Regions from separate parts of the Homo sapiens genome. Here region 1 is linked to region 2. The links are chromatin contacts, found by Hi-C in ENCODE. All regions are on one chromosome and are shown on one strand. Each heading gives the region's core, a stretch centred on a gene start or an enhancer-like site at or near the end of the contact. The rest is flanking DNA. Distances are from core to core; before and after follow the strand shown.

Region 1 (4,874 bases), core at 1,608-4,107, 260 kb after region 2:
TAGGATATATTATTCATGACTGTGCTTTTAAAAACCTAAGTGTGAGTTTTATAACTCTAAATTCAAAATTGTCTCTATGGTTTCATTTTTAGGAGTTCTGCACATAAGCTGAGCAGATCCTTTGAGTCAAAGCCTAAAATCTTAGACTTAGAGGTCAGGCATCTTCCATTTGAACCCTGGCATAGGCACGTATTTGCTGTAGGACTGGCCAGACTGTCAAATCTGTGTCTCAGTGTCCTCAGTCTTTAAATGGGGATAAAAATAGCACCAGCCTCAGATTGTAGAAGGATTAATCAAATTACCTCATGCATAACACTTAGCACAATTCCTTCTACATTATAATCACTTAATAATAAATACGAGTATAATAACAACGAAAGTAACAAATTATGTTGAAATAAATTATTTAACTCAGTACAGGCAGGGCCTAAAATGTTGACGTGACTTTCAAGTGTCTTGAGTTCTTAAGGAGAATGTAATCCCACTGCGATGGGACTGAGCCATAAACAGGCAGAGCTTTTGCTACTCCTTTAGAGCCCACCTCAGTATCCTACAGCAATCGAAGAGACAGTACAATACCCACAAACAGCAACTGAAAGCAATTTAAATCTCTAATGAGGTGTCCTGAAAAATTCTAGAGGAACATTCTACTTCTGATGCAGAGAAATACTTCCTAAAATCTTCTTTCCCTGAGACTCCTATAATTGTCTCACCAGAAAAGGAGTTGCCTTCCCTTTGCTCAGTTTGACTCAAGCTCACTCTTAGTGCAGCCCACATTGGCTTCTGTCCTCTTTCTCTTTGCACAGAAGCAGCTCTTCTGTTTATTTACTGACCCTCTGCCCTTTCCAGTCCAAAGCAATCAAGTCACAGTGGACTAATTTGAAGTCTTTTTCTCCCTTTCATCTATTATGTAACATCTACACAACAAAATTTGAGAAACATAGAAATCAGAGCTTGAACCTGGATGCCTAAACCAACATCCATCTCAGCAGGTAGAGTAGATGGTGAGATTGTGATGACCATATGTTTTTTCCTGAAGCATACGTACTACTATTTAAAGCATGGGTCATTTTCTCCTAAGACAGAACTTAACAAAACATGAGCCTTTAAATAAAGTATCAATGTATGTATAAATGAAGTCATCTCACTAGCATCATTCAGTTTGAAGAATACATTCAATGATCCAGAGCCAATATTAAATCTATAATATGAAATGGGCAGAAAAAAAATAAGACTCCAAATTATCACCTTCCCAGAAACCAACCTCTCTCTCACCAACTGCTCAGAAAAGAAGAAAGCAAATATAAAAGAAATATGACCATTTTGTTATTTTGCTCTTACATGGAATTGAAATTAAGCTATATGGAAAATTCACTAAATTCTACCGATCTATCTTTTTAAAAGGGAAATGTTAAGCAGTTCTGAAAGAGTGCACCCAGCTTCCTTTCCAAAGGATACTGCTAATGGAGTTGAACACACCCTTCCTGTCACCCCAGGTGCTAAATATGTGGAAGTTGGGAATATCTAAATGCTTGGAGATCCTGAAGATACTCCCTGAGGTGGCTATAAAAAGACTACGCTTGGCTTCTGAGAATGTAGTGGCAGACACTTTCACTTTATTTTATTTTACTTTATTTTATCATGGGAGGAAGTTTTATTGAGTCACCATCCCCCTACACCTCAACTTCTCTTTTTTAAAAATATGTGTAAGTTTTTTCTACTTCTGTCTCTCAGGAACAGGTTTTTGGTGGTTCAGAAATTTCTCCCACTTTTACCTGACTGTGGGCAACCTCAGCAACAGAGGCTCCTGGAAATATCCTCCACCTATTTTTCTCAGATGTGAGAACGGTTGACTGGAGTTATGAGGGGGAAGTGGCTGGTGCAGAAAGTTGCCAAAAGGGTGATGGAAAGTTCTTTACTGATGAAAAAAGAAAAGAATAATAATTCATATTTATCTTTTGACCAAGACAAGATAGGAACAGAGGTGCCTTTGCTTGCTTTCACCTCAAGCAGGAAGTGAGAGTCCTATTAGCCTCTGGGTTCTGGGAAGTCAACGATTTGGGGTTATTTTTCTTCCCGCCCATTTCTTTACCTTACTCATAGGTTTAATATTGACCTCTGTCTTTATCACTGAATCTGTTTTTCAAATTGAGCAATTCTCAATTTGTCAGATGATTTATTTTTTACATATACATGAATGTTTTGTTGAAACAAGACTTTCAGCGGTATCAGTCATGGGGGAGCTTAGCTGTGAACCCGGAGGTGAGAGTAAAGTCTTAGAACAAAGAGGAATTCGAAATTACGGAACATTTTTAACTTCTTTACTCAGTGGTAAAGAATGGAACATCTTTTACGTCAAACTACTGAAGTTGTGGGCAAAATTACAAGCGATGATTATGCAGGATAGGTTAGTTTTTGGCCATTTTAGGCTTTTCTTGATTTTATGGAGTAGTCTGAAAGGAGTGAGCTGGTGAGAGAATTTACTAGGTGCTGAAGCAATGAGAACTGACAGCTGATATACAGGGGAAGAGCTCCGTTTCAGTCACATTGAATTTGAGGTGCCTTTAAGAGGAGGTAATCAGGAAGAATTTGCAACAGTTCTTTAAACCCCGGTGGATATCAGAGCTAATCATGTATCCGTGGGAGTTGTCAGGGTAAATCTGATGACTGATGCCAAGAACCTCACATAAGGAGGTCAGGTGGCATGAGAAGAGATGATGAGTGAGAACACAAGCTGAGAAAGAACAGTATTTAGAGGATGGACTGAAGGACAAGTGGGGGAGTTTGAAAATGCGGAGCTGTAGAGGTAAAGGACACTGAGTATATCTGCTCTGGTCCTTTGGGGACTTTCCACAGCACTAGCTTCACCTTGGTTGCTTGCCAACTGCTGAGACAGTAAGTCCAGATTTTAGTATTTGACCCACGCTGCCTTCTCCAGATCATGCTCCTTGATATTACCTCTGAATTTGCTGAAAGAAAAACATTTCCACTCAAATATCACTTGAACATGATTTATGAGTAAAATGAATAATATTTTACTATAAAACATACAGAGGTGAGTCTCATAACGATATTCAGGGTGGCCCCAAGCTATCTTCTTTTTTTTTATTTTTAAAGTTTTCAAAATATTTTCAGGCCAAGTGTGGTGGCTCATGCCTGTAATCCCAACACTTTGGGAGACTGAGGCAAGAAGATCACTTCAACTCAGGAATTTGAGACCAGTCTGGGCAACATAGCGAGACTTCATCTCCACTTAAAAAAAAAAAAAAAAAAAAAAAACTCAAATGTGGTGGCGCACGCCTTTGGTCCCAGCTACTTGGGAGCGCTGAGGTGGGAAATCTCTTGAGCCTGGGAAATAACGGCTACAGTGAGCTTTGATCGTGCCATTGCACTCTAGCCTGGGTGGCACAGTGAGACCCTGTTTCAAAAAAAGTGAATATATTTAAGGTATACAGCAGGATGTTTTAATATAGAGAGTTAAATGACTGCTATCGTTAGCTAATTAACATACCCATCTTCTCAGGTAGTTACCTTGTGTATGTGTGTGGTGAGAATACTTGAGATATACTCTCCTATCAAATTTCATGTATATAATATAGTATTACTAACTATGGTCACTATGCTATACATTAGATCTCTAGAATGTATTCACCCTACATACCTAAAATTTTATACACTTTGACCAGCACCTTCCCTTTCTTCTCTCCCAGCCCCTTCCCCTAATAACCACCATTCTACTCTCTGCTACTGTGAATTCAGCTGTTTGAGATTCCACATCTAAGCTATCTTCTTTATTAGCCATTGCTAAAGAGTCACTGATAAGCCTGCTTCCTGTCTGTTGGGTGCAACTAAAAAGCAGACCCTTGATCTGGCATTCTGGTGGTGAAGTGACTTATAGCTCTAGAACCTCCCAACCCAAGCCATCCTACGGCAGCTGTTCTGAAGTTGACTTTTATAGCTTCTACAGAACTGTAAGCTTGCCGTTGAAAGTGGCACCTAGCCATTTATTCGCCAGTAATTATAAGCAAATGAATCAAATTTGAAGCAGGAGTGTAATAAAATCAGTAATGGATAGGATTTTAAGCAACAGGCAAACTTCTAAGAGGGGCTGGCACCCCTTTTTAAAAATAGATTAATGTCATCTGCAAACAGAGACAATTTGACTTCCTCTCTTCCTACTTGAATACCCTTTATTTCTTTCCCTTGGCTGATTGCCCCGGCCAGAACTTCCAATACTATGTTGACTAGGAGTGGTGAGAGAGGGCATCCTTTTCTTGTGCCAGTTTTCAAAGGGAATGCTTCCAGTTTTTGCCCATTCAGTATGATACTGGCTGCGGGTTTGTCATAAACAGCTCTTATTTTGAGATATGTTCTATCAATACCTAGTTTATTGAGAGTTTTTACCATGAAGGGGTGTTGAATTTTATTGAAGGCCTTTTCTGCATCTATTGGGATAATCATGTGGCTTTTGTCATTGGTTCTGTTTATGTGATGGATTACGTTTATTGATGTGCATATGTTGAGCCAGCCTTGCATCCCAGGGATGAAGCTGACTTGATTGTGGTGGATACGCTTTTTGGTGTGCTGCTGGATTCATGTCCTTTGCAAGGACACGGATGAAGCTGGAAACCATCGTTCTCAGCAAACTAAAACAAGAACAGAAAACTAAACACCGCATGTTCTCACTTATAAGTGGGAGCTGAACAATGAGAATACATGGACACAGGGAGGGGAACATCACACACCGGGGCCTGTCGGGGGCTGGGGGCTAGGGGAGGGATAGCATTAGAGAAATACCTAATGTAGATGACATAGGTATTAGGGTAGATGGGTGCAGCAAATCACCATGGCACGTGTATACCTATGTATACCTA
Region 2 (4,931 bases), core at 1,962-4,461:
GGTTTCAGATTTATTACTCATACCCCCAAGAAAAACGACTTTATCAACTCACTTTATCAACTACAGCACAGTGCTTGCGTTGAGGTCTGTTAACCTTATTCTTGCACATCTTATTTCCAAGGTTAATTAGGTCAGCACTTTACCCCGACTCCTTTCAACAAGGCTGTTTCACACATTTGTAATACAGTTAGATTCTTCTGTCATAATCTTCATTTGATCATGTGATCCCACAACTATTTAAGTGATTTAAAAAAATACATATATTTAATGGTGAGTTTTTTTCTGCTATAAAGTTCTGTGGGTACAGTGTCATAGAGCCATCATTTTAGTTCCATATATGATGGTTTATCCACCCCCAAAACTCCTGTTTCACCTATGTAACCACTCTTTAGTCCCTAGCACCACTGATCTATTATCTTTATAATTTTTCTTCCATAATATCATATGAATGGAATTATATAATATGTAGCATTTTCAGACTGGTTGCTTTCACTTAACAGTACGTATTTAAGATTTCCATGCCTCTGCATAGCTTGATAGCTCATTTCTTAAAATCATTGAATAGTATCCTATTGAGTGGGTGTACCACTTCTGGTTTATCCATTTACATTTACTTATTGAAGGACATTTGTATTGTTTCCCATTGTTTTGCAATTACAAATAAAGCTGCAGTAGAAATTCATGTGCAAGTATTTGTGTGGACATAAATCTTCAGATAAGTTAGGGAAATAGTAGGAACTTGATTGTTGGATTGTATGGTGAAACCATGTTAAACTTTGTAAGAAACTTCAAAACTGTCTTGCAAATTGGCCATATTATTTTGTGTATCTGCCAGCAATGATTGAGAGTTCTTGTCGCTTTGCATCTTTGCCAGCAATTGGTATTGTCAGGACATCATAATTTTAGTTCAGGGAGACTTATATAATACTTCTCATGTAAAGAACCATAAGATAATAAATTTGCATTGTCTTAAACACAATATGTATACTCATTTGTTATAGAAGCAATGGAAATCCAATACATGTACACAGAGTTTCTTTTAAAGAATATGGAAATGTTTGTGTTTATCTTCTGGTCCACATCCAATTATGTCTTCCTTAGGGGCTGAATGCCATAATTTCATCAATAACTTACAAACCTATTTGTGAGCAGAAGAGATAATAATATTATTGTATTTCTTCTCTCACTTTGTAAGAAAGCACCAGCTAGTAATATGCCATTATGAGACATTAGTTTCCAAATTCCCCAGCTACCTACCTATAATATAAATAAATCTTAATAACTACTGATTTTAAAAATCTACTTTGAAGCTCAAGAAAATATTATCAAAAATGTTTATGTAGCAAGTTAAATGTAACTTTGTTTTTTCTTTTCCAATTTCTTTTTAAAATGTCTCTTCGCTTAGTCTCATTTATAGGACTTCCTTGACACTTTCAGTTCTTTGAACTACACCTTTTGTTAATTTTTTAGATTTATTAAGATTTTAGGGAAAAATAAAGAAAATTCAAGAGTGAAAAACTCAGTTATTTTGAGAAATATTTTTTATGACTAATATAACAGTGCAGAACTAAAAATGTCATCTATAAACATTGGTTTCCGTAGATCTGTTCCTCTAAGCAATTTCTTACTGCTTTTTGCTTTTCTTTTAATACATTTCCTGTTTCTAGTCTATAATTTCTGCTTAATTCTTTCCTATATTGGGCCGTCAACTCATTCTGTCATCTGCTTTATTTCCCTCTACATTAAACAATCACTTCCAGAGTACTTTCATTCAATATTTATACAAAAGGGGGGTTTTAATTGAAATTCATTAGAAAAAAAGCTAATTACTAACTTTTTAAAGAATAGATTCTTTTTCACCCTCCATTGAGAGATATGTTACAAGCAATGTGCTAAAACTATATTAGCATGATTTTAACACATGAATTCCCTGATTCCCAATCCTTTCACAGTTCTCCTTTATATCAAGATTTCATAAGCATTATACATTAAAAAAACAGTGAGAAGTACGTAATAGAGTATACCTACCAATATTTAGTATATTGGAGAAAAGCAGGAATACAAACATCCTATAAATGGCAACATATCTGATCATGAGATGACTGGAATAAATAAAAGCACAATTTATACTTAATTTATACTCACCTGAGATGTAGAACAGTTAATGCTTAGTCTTTGATCGCAGCAGAACATACAGATGATTTCTGCTAACATCAAAGATGAAAAGAGCATTAATTGTTCTACTTTTCAGTTGAACATATTATCAACTACAGCAAGACATGATATTCTTTACTTTAGAACTTTACAGTCTAAAGGGAGAATGACAAATATAAATGTAACTATAAGGTAAAATATGATCACTATCATAAAATAAAGGGTTTGATGACCTCAAAGGAAAGAGAAAGTGTGTCTCCTTGAGGGAACCAGGCTAAGTCTCAAGGAGGAGAGACCATTTGGGTTGGACTGATTAAAAAGTTGACAAGAAGAAGGGAACATGCTGAGCAAAGCTAGAGCGGGGAGGTAATAGTGATAGTTAAGAAACATGAACTAATCCAGCACAGGTTTGGGGTAGGTCAGGAGTAAGCAATAAGTAAAAAATTTGGCTAGATCTATATTTATTGAAGTCCTTAAAAATAGCCACCAAAGACTTTTGATTATTTTAACAAAGCTATCTAAGGCAAATTGGATGAAATATTAACATGATTGGGTTAAGAGGTCATCTCAGTTGTCTCTCTAGGTCTAGATTTCAAACGATAGTGTGCATACTTGTCTCTGGAGCAAATAAAAAAGCCAATGACTGTGACTAGGCCCAACCCTTGATTATGATTCACTTCATAAGCTATGGGGCCCAGAAATCCATATTTTTTATCAGGTGACTCTGTGCACATTAGTTTGAAGTTTGAGTGTCTAAGTGAAAGGAGAAAGCCTGACCTTGAGTGTGTCAGAAGAAATGGCTAATAGGTTATAGGTGAGATCAACCTGGCACTCTGACTGTAAAACCTGAATTTTTATACATGACTCAGTTTCAGTTCTGAGGCTTATTTTACTGAAGCATCAAAAACAATCAACGTTTCTTAAACTATACAGTGCTAATTCTCAGAATTGCTTCCTGAAGGTGACTGTAAAACTGAGCACTACCTTAACATACATGGTTTGTGGTTGGATCTAACAGGTTGGGACTAAATTGAGACTGCTTCTTATCCTCCTAATGTCTTAAAAGCCTGGTTGGGCTGCTAAGAGAGATTACAGGAAAAGAATACAGATGAGTTTGAATTCTCCCAGGGCAGGGATATTAACTAATTTGTCTCTTGTAACAGGGTCAATGTTTGTGGAATGAATAAATGAGTGAGTGAATGAATAAACAGGAAATGTGGTTGACTTTTGATGAAAGTTTATAGGACAGTCGTTCAAACACTATCAGAAAATCTAATGTCACCAATGTCCTATAAAATATTGTTCCAGGAAGGCGCTATGACTTTCTACCACAACTGGAAGCAAATGTAACACAAAAAGCAAAAACCTCCTTATTCTTTGTTGGCCTATATCTCCTATCCCAAAAAATACTTCCTTTTTCCTTGGAAAATTCTGGCAAAGATGTCATGAAGCTCCCCCTTAGAAGAGAGCCTCAAGGCAATACAGTTTGCTACAAGGCAAACTTTATTTGCTCCTAAGAATTGTAGCTGCAATAAACTCTGCATGAACAGTATTTACAAATATTCCATCACTTAGTGGAAAAAAATCTTGGGTGCTGCTAAGAATGTGTCTGGCTGGACAATGTTAAATTTTGGAAAACAACTATTTTCTAGGCTGTTTACTAGAATATAACTATCATCAAAATATATTCATGGAGCATTTTTTTTAAAACAGTGAGAATGCCTGTAGTTCAGTAGCTACTGAAGTAATCTCTCCTGTGAAAAGGAGGAGGCCAGCAATAAAGAACAGCATCTCTACATTTATACCCATACAGTATTATTTCTAATATGTTCGACTTGAATTCTCACTTAGATAAATAGATTCCATATGAACCTAATTAACTGGCGTTTCAGTTTCCAAAATGTTATGTAAAATGTAGTGTTTTAAATTGAAAAAATGCAGATGGGAATCTTGAAGGTGTTTGATTTATAGCTGATGCAACAGTTCCTTTTTCTGTTACAGCAGAATACTAACATTATGCTTAGATGATTTAAAGTAGATGCTGTTTATTTTATTTGACTTTCACTAGGATTATAAAGATGACAGTGCTCTACTACAGAAGAGATTTTCTTATTCTAACAGACAAATGCATTTCTAGCCATTATATCACGGCATACATTTTCACAATGTAAATAGCTATTTAATGGAAATGATGAGGCCACTAATGTAGACAAAGTAGCTATTGTCTGAGAGCCCCTGAGTCATCTTGTGTCACAGAAAATATAGTTATTAGTTTTAATCATAACCCTATGGCATTTTAGAAACCTTAGTATCTAACTTCAATATATAGAGATATATAATTAGGAAAATACTTAGACTTAAATTCCACATTGACTGGCATTATAAACTTTGCTTTCTAGTAATAATTAGATGGCTGATCAGAAACTATGTATTACATGGCCTTCCTTATGAAATGAGGCAGCTTTTAAAATTATGTATCATAGGCCAGCTGCAGTGGCTTATGCCTGTAATCCCAGCACTTTGGGAGGACGAGGCTGGTGGATCACCTGAGGTCAGGAGTTTGAGACCAGCCTCGCCAATAGGATGACACCCTGTCTCTACTAAAAATACAAAAATTAGCTGCGTGTGGTGGCATGCAGCTGTAGTCCCAGCTACTCTGGAGGCTGAAGCAGGAGAATTGCTTGAACCTGGGAGGCAGAGGTTGCAGTGAGCCGAAATTGTGCCATTGCACTCCAGCCTAGGTGACAGAGTGAGACTCCATCTCAAAAAAAAAAAAA

What was found. Hi-C counts contacts between places; a loop is a spot of excess contacts on that map. Pooled maps may share reads with other maps.
Region 1: a loop to region 2 is called in a pooled map, with 9 times the contacts of the local background. The contact joins two enhancer-like sites. A Hi-C loop is called at or near these places in 13 of 37 single-sample maps with no recorded cell type and 12 of 50 pooled maps.

The regions. Positions count from the first base shown.
Region 1 is chr7:17,400,339-17,405,212 of GRCh38, forward strand. The region is part of intron 1 of LINC02888 (long intergenic non-protein coding RNA 2888); the gene reads left to right. Among named protein-coding and RNA genes, the nearest start is that of LINC02888, 28 kb to the left of the region's middle. Within about 2 kb of position 2,858, at least 2 of the 41 ENCODE cell types and tissues checked have a DNase peak (open chromatin) inside an H3K27ac peak, as active enhancers do.
Region 2 is chr7:17,136,264-17,141,194 of GRCh38, forward strand. All of the region lies in intron 1 of LOC107986772 (a long non-coding RNA gene), which reads left to right. LOC101927609 (a long non-coding RNA gene) reads right to left here. Exons shown (of 12, transcript XR_007060234.1): 10 at 2,029-2,102; 11 at 53-233. Among named protein-coding and RNA genes, the nearest start is that of AHR, 160 kb to the right of the region's middle. Within about 2 kb of position 3,212, at least 4 of the 41 ENCODE cell types and tissues checked have a DNase peak (open chromatin) inside an H3K27ac peak, as active enhancers do.